Regions from separate parts of the Mus musculus genome. Here region 2 is linked to region 1. The links are chromatin loops, found by intact Hi-C in ENCODE. Cell type or tissue: gastrocnemius. All regions are shown on one strand. Region 1 overlaps Slc23a2 (solute carrier family 23 (nucleobase transporters), member 2). Region 2 overlaps Rassf2 (Ras association (RalGDS/AF-6) domain family member 2).

Region 1 (4,000 bases):
CTTACCAAAGAGTGTGCAGAAGAGGGCTCCGAGCACAGGGTCTGGGAGGGAGGCGAAGAGGGCGCTGAACTTGCCAACCATGCCCAAGCCCAGCATGAGAGCTGCACCGTACTGGATCACCCGGCGGCTGCCGACCTGTGGACACACCAGGTGCAGACACAGGTTTACCCGCCATTCTTCAACCCAGTCTCCCAGGGCCCAGCGCAAATATAGCAGTGTCTAGGACAGGATCTAGGTTACTTTTAACTTTCTGTTAACATGGACTATAGAGACAACCCAAGATGCCCTCTGTCTCTGCCACTTGGTGCTCCTCCACCTCAGTTCACTGTTTCAGCTGTGAACAGGTGACCCCAGGAATCAGGAGTTAGAGATTTAAGATTTTATCTTTTCCTTGGATATAGTGCTTTTGCCGAGTGTGGGCTTTCAGGGCCCCTGGTTGAAATGAGCTCCTGGGGGCTGGAGAGATGGCTCAGTGGTTAAGAGCACTGACTGCTCTTCCAGAGGTCCTGAGTTCAAATCCCAGCAACCACATGGTGGCTCACAACCACCCACAATGAGATCTGATGCCCTCTTCTGGGGTGTCTGAAGACTGCTGCAGTGTAGTCATATACATAAAATCAATAAATAACTCTTAAGAAAGAAAGAAAGAAAGAAGGAAAGAGAGAGAGAGAGAGAGAGAGAGAGAGAGAGAGAGAGAAATGACCTTATGGGCTGGAGTCATGGATCATGGATGCAACAGTTATACACACTGTTCCTGCTTCTCTCCCACTTTTTTCATATGACTTTTCACCCAAAACAGTTCACCAGAAGTACTTGTGACTCTACCTTCCTGAGTCACGTATATAGCACTCTTCCATTAGTGGAAGCACCTCCTCTTATGCTGTCTGACCACAAAAGGTGGTATAGTGAAGGGAGACCTAAGAATGCAAACGCTGGAGCCTGGCTGCTGGTCTGCTTACCCACTGCGCCTTTGAAAGTATCTGTACTACAGCTAGTACTTGGAACACGCCAGAAAGCCATGCTAAACTGGTATCAAGTGATGTATTCTAACATCTTGCTAGCTACTTTTACAGACCAAGGCACGGAGACCAAAGAGGTGACCTGCTGTGACCGTGATGAGAAAAAGGATGAAACAACATCCTGCTTGTGTTCTGTTGTCCTCTCTGTGGGGCACATGGCCCACACTTAGGAAGGTAGCTCATCTCTGATGAGAAGGTTATTTCCGAGTCAAGGAACGAAGTAACTGGATAAAAGCTGGAACAGCAGAGCTGCCATAAAATGCAGGCAGATCGGTGGAGGACAGACTAGCCTCCTTTCAAACCATGTCTGGTTCACTGGCTCAGCCCTGTCTGTCCAGAAGATTGCTACAGTGGACATGTTTTCTGAATGTGCTGTTGTCTACTAGTATATGACTGAGCCAGTCATTGTGACTGGGTAAGGGAAACTGTAACACTAACTTATTTAAGTGAACACCGCTACATGAAGCTACTGGCCATCATATTAGACAGTGTGGATCTAGACCTGGAACTGTAGGCCGTAGAAGCTGTGCCTTACTCATAAAGGTTGTTTGTCCCATGCCATTTAGCAGGATGAGAGGTCTAATATAGTGCAGAGCTCATACCCGCTTACCCCAAGCAGGGAGCCTTCCTAGCTAGCCACAGGGCTAGGGTCACATAGATATTTCTGCTCCAAGCCCCACCTCCCTGCTCTAAGGCAGATGTAGACTAGGGACTTGACTGTGAGTGTCTTGAATGGATACAGCTTCTGCCTGGAGAAATAAGGGATTCGAGCAATATAAATGATGGGGCTGAAGAGCTAGCTCAGTGGTTAAGAGCTCATCCTGTTCTTCCAGCACCCATGCTTGATGACTCACAGCTGCCTAGGGCTCTGCACCCAGGGGCGCTGGGGCTGCCTTCTGGCCTCCTGGGAATTGCACTGCATGACAAAGTCAGTGCTGTTGGGTGCCACTTCAGTAAGGCTGTACCATTCAAGGATCAGTCACCCCCTGAGCCACCACGGTCATGTTGTCAAGGGTATTTGTTTCCTTTCAGTGACCTTAGCTGTTCTGTGGCCTCTATAAGGATACAGAAGGATGGTGCTTGTTAAACAAAAGGCCCTCTCAGCAATTTTACAACCTGCCTATTTATAACTACTTATCTGCCCATAGGCTTATGGGAGAAGAGAGGCTCAGGGGTGGCTGGTTAATCCACACGGTGCCCATTCGACCGTACCTTCAGCTCCCCAGGCTCCACATCTGCTGCCTTTCGTAGGCAGCACTTGGGACTCCAGCAATGGCACTGAAGGAAGTACCTATAAAGTCTCCCTCCCTCCGAGCCATGTGCTGGGAGCAATGGGCAGCAGATGGTGCCATCGGTACACGTGAAGTTGAGCTTACGTCAGCCCTGCCTCTTATGGGAAGATCAACAAACAAGTCAGGTGTGCTTCCTGCATCTGGATGCTGCTCCCTCTCACCCGGATTTGTAATCAAGATGAACCAAACAGTACTGGGTTTCTTTTTATCTGGTTATAGAATCCTGCAGGGAGCTAGAGGTCAAACAGGTCTGGAAGGCTTCCGGATTGGCTGCCCCGGTAAGGAGACTTATGACTCATGCAACCCATAAAGAAAGGGGAGCCAATCTTAACAGTCTTTAGTTACACAACATCCAATGGCTGCTGGGCCAACCAGTACTCCACAACATCCTGGCAAGCAGCACTATTTGGCTGGACATGAAGTTTAATTGTGCATAATAAAGCTGACAGGTATAGAAGTAAGGCTTGGGGGCGGGGCAGCTGTAGGTTTAATGTCAGTAACTAGGGTCTGGTAGAGGGCTTGTAGGGTCAGATGAGTTTAGGAGTCAGGCCCAGGATCTGCTTCACTGTGACTCCACAGATTTCGTTGAAAAGGGATTCTGTCCCAGAAGTCAGAGACGTTATTTAATGTGACAGATGGTTTTCTGTAGTAACAGGCATCTCTCATCCAACATGCTCTGTTGAATTCTGGGGTCTTCCCTCATTCAGATGTAAACTCCAACTTTCTTTTTCATCATGCACCACCCACCCAAGCGCCTAAAACAGAGGCCTGACGCAGGCACAAGTTTAATCAATGTCTGAGACTGCAGGACACCACAGCTATACCCAGATGCCTGCTACTCCGATGGCCCAGAGAGGAGAGGTCTCCTAGCTGACACTCCAAACTCATCCAAGGGGAAAAGGAGATGGGGAAGGAAGATAATCACAAGGGAAGGGTCAGGTCAGACCTGTCATTGAAATAGACAGATGCTCAGCCATTTAATTAGGAAAACATTTATACCTTTGTAATTCCCAAAACTCCAATATTGGGACTGGAGGAGGTAGAGCCATTCCCGGTACCAAATATGCCATCAAGAACACAGGAAAGACCCTCCACGAAAATACCCCTAAAAGTATAAAAAAAAAGGGGGGGGAGAAAGAGAAACCGTCATTCCTGGGGAAACACTGCAACCAGCTCTTAATGTTTGAAACGTACAAGAATTATGCCCCCTTGGGAGGGGCGGGGTGCTAACCAGTGGCAGTTGCAGGATCTCAGGTCCCTTCCCTGATGGGCTGAGGACAACTCCCCATATGCCCAGCAACTCTAAGAAGGCTAGCTCCACACTGCCCATTAGACACAAATACTTTAAAATAATTTCAAATGAAACCAAAGAACTACTGAATCTAAAAGAAGCATCGGCTGTGCTTTGAAGTAAGACACATCAGTTTGATTCTTTGCTATTAAGATAGTTTCATTAGGAAAAACTGCTTTGTAACTACTGAAAAAAATTTTTTGTTTTGAAACTTTTAAATGAGCAGTCTCCTCACATGTAGCAGTTTTATTTGAGAGAACTGTGAAAAGCCTTACAGAGCCCCTGCCCACACTGGGTACAAGTCATGCTGACTTGTGTTGGAGGGGCAACGACAGGGAGGGGTGCCTTGTGCTCCTTTCTCTGTACCTTCCTTACGGTCAGTTCCCCAATCACTTACA
Region 2 (4,000 bases), 57 kb before region 1:
TAGAGCTACTGCAAAAGCTGCCACTTGTCTGGGGAGAGGCCCAGAAGGAGCCGCACCCACTCCGGGTGGTGGCAGCAGGCCTTCTCCTTGGCGTCATTTGGATTTGCATGGATTTGCTTGTTTCATCTCAAAGGACATTTTGCAGGTTGCTTTGAAGGAAGGAAACTGAAGGGAGAGGAGGTGGGAGAATTTAAAGTCTTTCCTTTTAACTTTTTAAAAAGCTATTGATGCGTGTGGATTTTACAGATGTAGACAAGAAGTCACAGGTTCAAACACAGCTGTCACCCCGTGGGCCTCTAGCAGGAGGCTCTTTCTATTGCTCACCTGTTGGGCTGTGTGTCTCGAGGCCTTCAACTGGCATATCCACTTCTGAGATCTGAACAGTGGGCATGGTGAGGGGCTTCAGTGTGGTGCTGAGGGGGTGCAAACAAACAGCAGGCTTGTTTAGACCTTGAGAGGACAGGTCCCAATTTCACGGCCCCCTTCCTGCAATGGGAACTTTTATACATGCCATGTAGGGAAACTCAAGTATTTGACAGGCAAGCAAGAGGCAGGCAAGATGTGCCGAGCATCCAGGAGGCTGGCCCAGATCCCATTCTAAGTGCTGAGGGGGGCAGGAAGCTCAGGAGAAACATGTTCTGTTCCTTCCTCTGCAAGAACCCAGTTCATTAGATCCAGAAGGAAGAACCCAGAGCCAAGTCCATGCACTGAGTCTCAAAGCACATGTGGTGGCCTAGGGCCCATTTTCTAGGGACACGATTCCAAGCTGGGTTTCTTTCTGTTGGAGGAACATCTCAGAAACTGGCCCTGGCTTCTTCGGCTCAGGAGTGATGATGCTCTCAGGGTTGCCATCAGGAGAAGGGACCACAAAAGCTCACCTGAACTACGCGACCTGGGTTTGCTGTGGTAACTGGGAATATTTTCTGAAAGCCCCAAAGAGCCATGGAGTCAGCTCAGAAAAACACATCCAAGATCAACAGGGGATTCAGTCTGAAGGGAGAGTCGAGTTTCTCAGGAAGGACCAGAATGAGAAGAGGGGAGGGGCTCCCTAAGGCATACATTCTTAGAATAATGGCTTTAAGGAAAGAAAAGTAAAATTGACAAACTGGAAGAATTTTCCCTCATAACTGTCTAAGCCTCAGTCTGTGCCCTTCCGAGAAATGCAGGCACTGGGTCCAGGTGGCACCCCATCGCCACTGTCCAACGCGGAAACTGGTCTGAGCATCTCAAACACACTCCTGCGGGCAACATTTAAGTTTGGCTGGCATTTGGGACATGCTTCTGAAAGCCCTTAAAATATTTACAGGCTTCAGGGACCAGGTTGTCACTGGAGAACGCAGAAAAACCTGGAGTGCAGACGGAAGGACCCCTAGGCATCACAGGAAAATGGGATCTTTAAAATCATCTCACTTGGAGAACAGAATGTAACAATCTAGAGGTCAAAGCTGGGCACGGACAGGATCTGGCCCACCGGAACTGTGAATGTGCTGAGAGCAAGCCCAAGAGCCCTGACCAGGCTTCCCCGTGCCCAGTGGGCAGGGCAACAACTTCCCTCCTTAGTCCCAAGGTTGGTTCCAGGATTTGGCTCTTCTGTGGATATTTCTCAACTTAGGACACTGATCCACTTGGCCGTGGAATGTAACAACATTCCAGGCAGCCAGCAGGGAAGGAGGGCTCAGTTCCCCTTTAAACTTGAAAGCACGTCATTGTGGTTTTGGCTGAGTGGCCAGCACACTCCACCCAGGCTCTGGCCCGAATGCCGCCCACCTCAGCAAGTTTCGAGGGGAACAAGGCTAGTTAGTCACTTGATCTCAAGACTGAAGTCCCAGAGAGAACAAGAAGATCGGCCCCGTGCCAGCATCCAGCTTCTCATTCAGTCACAGAAGGTGGGAGAGCAGACATGCTGCTGTTCGCTGACCTTGCAATGAGGTTCAATAGAGGACCTCCTAGACTCCTGCCTCCTGCCATGACCTGTTCCAGGTGTACAGAAGCTCGCTGGCTGACCTCACTCGGCTGGCTCAGACAGAACATTCCTTTCTCTTCTACTAGGTTCCACCAAGAGGGAGAGAGCTTTGATCAGTGAGTTCAAATCCTAGATGTCCCTGGAGCAGGACCATTCAAGTTGGGAGGATGTGTGTGTTGGCACCCTGTCGGAAGCCTCAGGCTTGGCTAGGGCTCCTGGAGGGAGGGCCCTCTGCTGCCCATTACCCTGTACTCCCCATTGCTGACTCAGAACCACCCCTCTTCACTCTGTGCCTGTGGAGTCAGGCAGGTGAGAGGTCCCTTTGTCCCCATCCCAAACCTGTGGCAGATAGCAGTTGGGGTGCTGGGAACTGGACCAGCAGCCCCCAGATACCCTCAAATTCATCTCCCTTCACTCACCCCTGTGCGCCCAGGTTACAGCCGGAGTGCCAGGAGGAGGAGGATGGAGGAGGACGGATGCGTTCGTGGTCATCCTGCATCTGCAGCCGAATGGGCCTGCGCAGCCCCCAGGAGATGTTCAGTAACCCCTCCACAATGAACTCGTCTTCCTCCTGCCATGAAACAACCGAGGGTGCTGAGCCCAGAGTGGATCCATAGGATGCGAGGGAGGGAGGGAGCAGTGAGCAAATCCTAGCTCTGAGGCACGCTCTGCTGGGAAGTTCCAGCTCCTCACAGATGACCTCAAAGGTCAACAGCACAAGGTTCTCAGCAGCATGTGGGAGATCCCCAGCAAGACCCTGTTTCTTTAAAACTGAGACACACGTGGGCAATTCATCAAACCGTTTTTATTGCCTTCATCTTAATGACTTTAAGGAAATCAGAGTACAATAAGAGGTGTGATAGCTCCTATCTATAGTGTCAGGACTCAGGAAGTGGAGGCAGGAGGATTGCCAACAGTTCCAGGCCAGGATGAGCTTCAGAATGAGCACATGACCAAAATCAACAAGGAAGGAAGGAAGGAAGGAAGGAAGGAAGGAAAGGAAAGGAAAGGAAAGGAAAGGAAAGGAAAGGAAAGGAAAGGAAAGGAAAGGAAAGGAAAGGAAAGGAAAGGAAAGGAAAGGAAAGGATAGAGGGAGAGAGGTGAGGGAGGGAGGGAGGAAGGAAAGGAAGGAAAGAAAGGAAGGAGAGAGGAAAACAATTAAGATGGAAGGAAGGAGAGAGAAACAGAGAGAGGGTCAGAACCTCTCTTAAAATAACAGAGACTGGCCTAATTAGAAGCAAGGACAAAACCCTAGAACTGGCTGTTTCCCCTTGCGTTTAGCAATCTGACCTGACTTTGGGTAACAGAGATTCAAAGCTTCCCCCAAGTTTACTTACAGAGCACGTTCCTAGAGCAGAAGTGTTGCCTTAAAAGGTGTCAAGTGTCTGCTAGCTGCAAGCCACAGTCCTCATCTAATTATTTTTTAAAGAAGAACTAACTCCCCCAGTGTTTTTCATAATCTAACACACCACTACACCTCCCAAGAGGCGAATAAATCCTTCAGGAATTCCAAAGTTATACTCAGAGGTTGCTGACTAACAAGAAGTTCAACATAAAACCCTCCCAGATGCAGCCCCTCCAATCCTATTTTGACTGTGAGGTCTCAGAGAGTTGACGACAGGATTGTTCTAGTTTGTTTACAAGATGTTCCCGCAGGCTACATGCTAAAGGTTTGCTCCCCTGCTTGTGGAAACCTTAGGAAGGAGGGCCTAGCTGGAAGAAGTGGGCCACCCGGTCTCTAGTACCTTCCTGTGTGTCTCTACTTCCTACCTACCATGAGGTAAAGAACTCCCACCACCAGCATCTTCTGCCTGGGCACAAAAAGCCAAGTGTCCACAGGCCAAGCCCTCTGACACTGTGAGCTCAAACAAATCCTCTCTCCTTTTAAGTTGTCTGTCAGGCTGTGTGTTCATAGCTGCACAAAGTAAGCCAAAGACAGAAGCAGGACAGCTATGCCAGGTCCTGGTTCTTGCTCACAGCCCAGCCACCAGTTAAGGACCAGGCTCCTCTCCCTTCTGAACCCAAGCTTTCACGGGT

What was found. Hi-C counts contacts between places; a loop is a spot of excess contacts. Peaks named below come from ENCODE experiments on the same cell type or tissue, not always from the same donor. Only the 100,000 strongest peaks of a DNase experiment are listed, where the experiment ranks them.
Region 2: a loop joins it to region 1, with 1.9 times the contacts of the local background. A loop is called at or near these places in 4 of 42 quality-filtered maps.

The regions. Positions count from the first base shown.
Region 1 is chr2:132,062,054-132,066,053 of GRCm38, forward strand. Slc23a2 (solute carrier family 23 (nucleobase transporters), member 2) reads right to left here. Exons shown (of 16, transcript NM_018824.2): 12 at 3,311-3,416; 13 at 6-135. Among named protein-coding and RNA genes, the nearest start is that of Gm31179, 34 kb to the left of the region's middle. In gastrocnemius, a CTCF peak has its summit at 2,355 (motif pointing right); no DNase peak of the experiment used is centred here; H3K27ac peaks cover 429 bases.
Region 2 is chr2:132,004,984-132,008,983 of GRCm38, forward strand. Rassf2 (Ras association (RalGDS/AF-6) domain family member 2) reads right to left here. Exons shown (of 11, transcript NM_175445.4): 4 at 2,383-2,534; 5 at 325-413. Among named protein-coding and RNA genes, the nearest start is that of Rassf2, 23 kb to the right of the region's middle. In gastrocnemius, no CTCF peak of the experiment used is centred here; a DNase peak (open chromatin) is centred at 1,842; H3K4me3 peaks cover 228 bases; H3K27ac peaks cover 3,742 bases.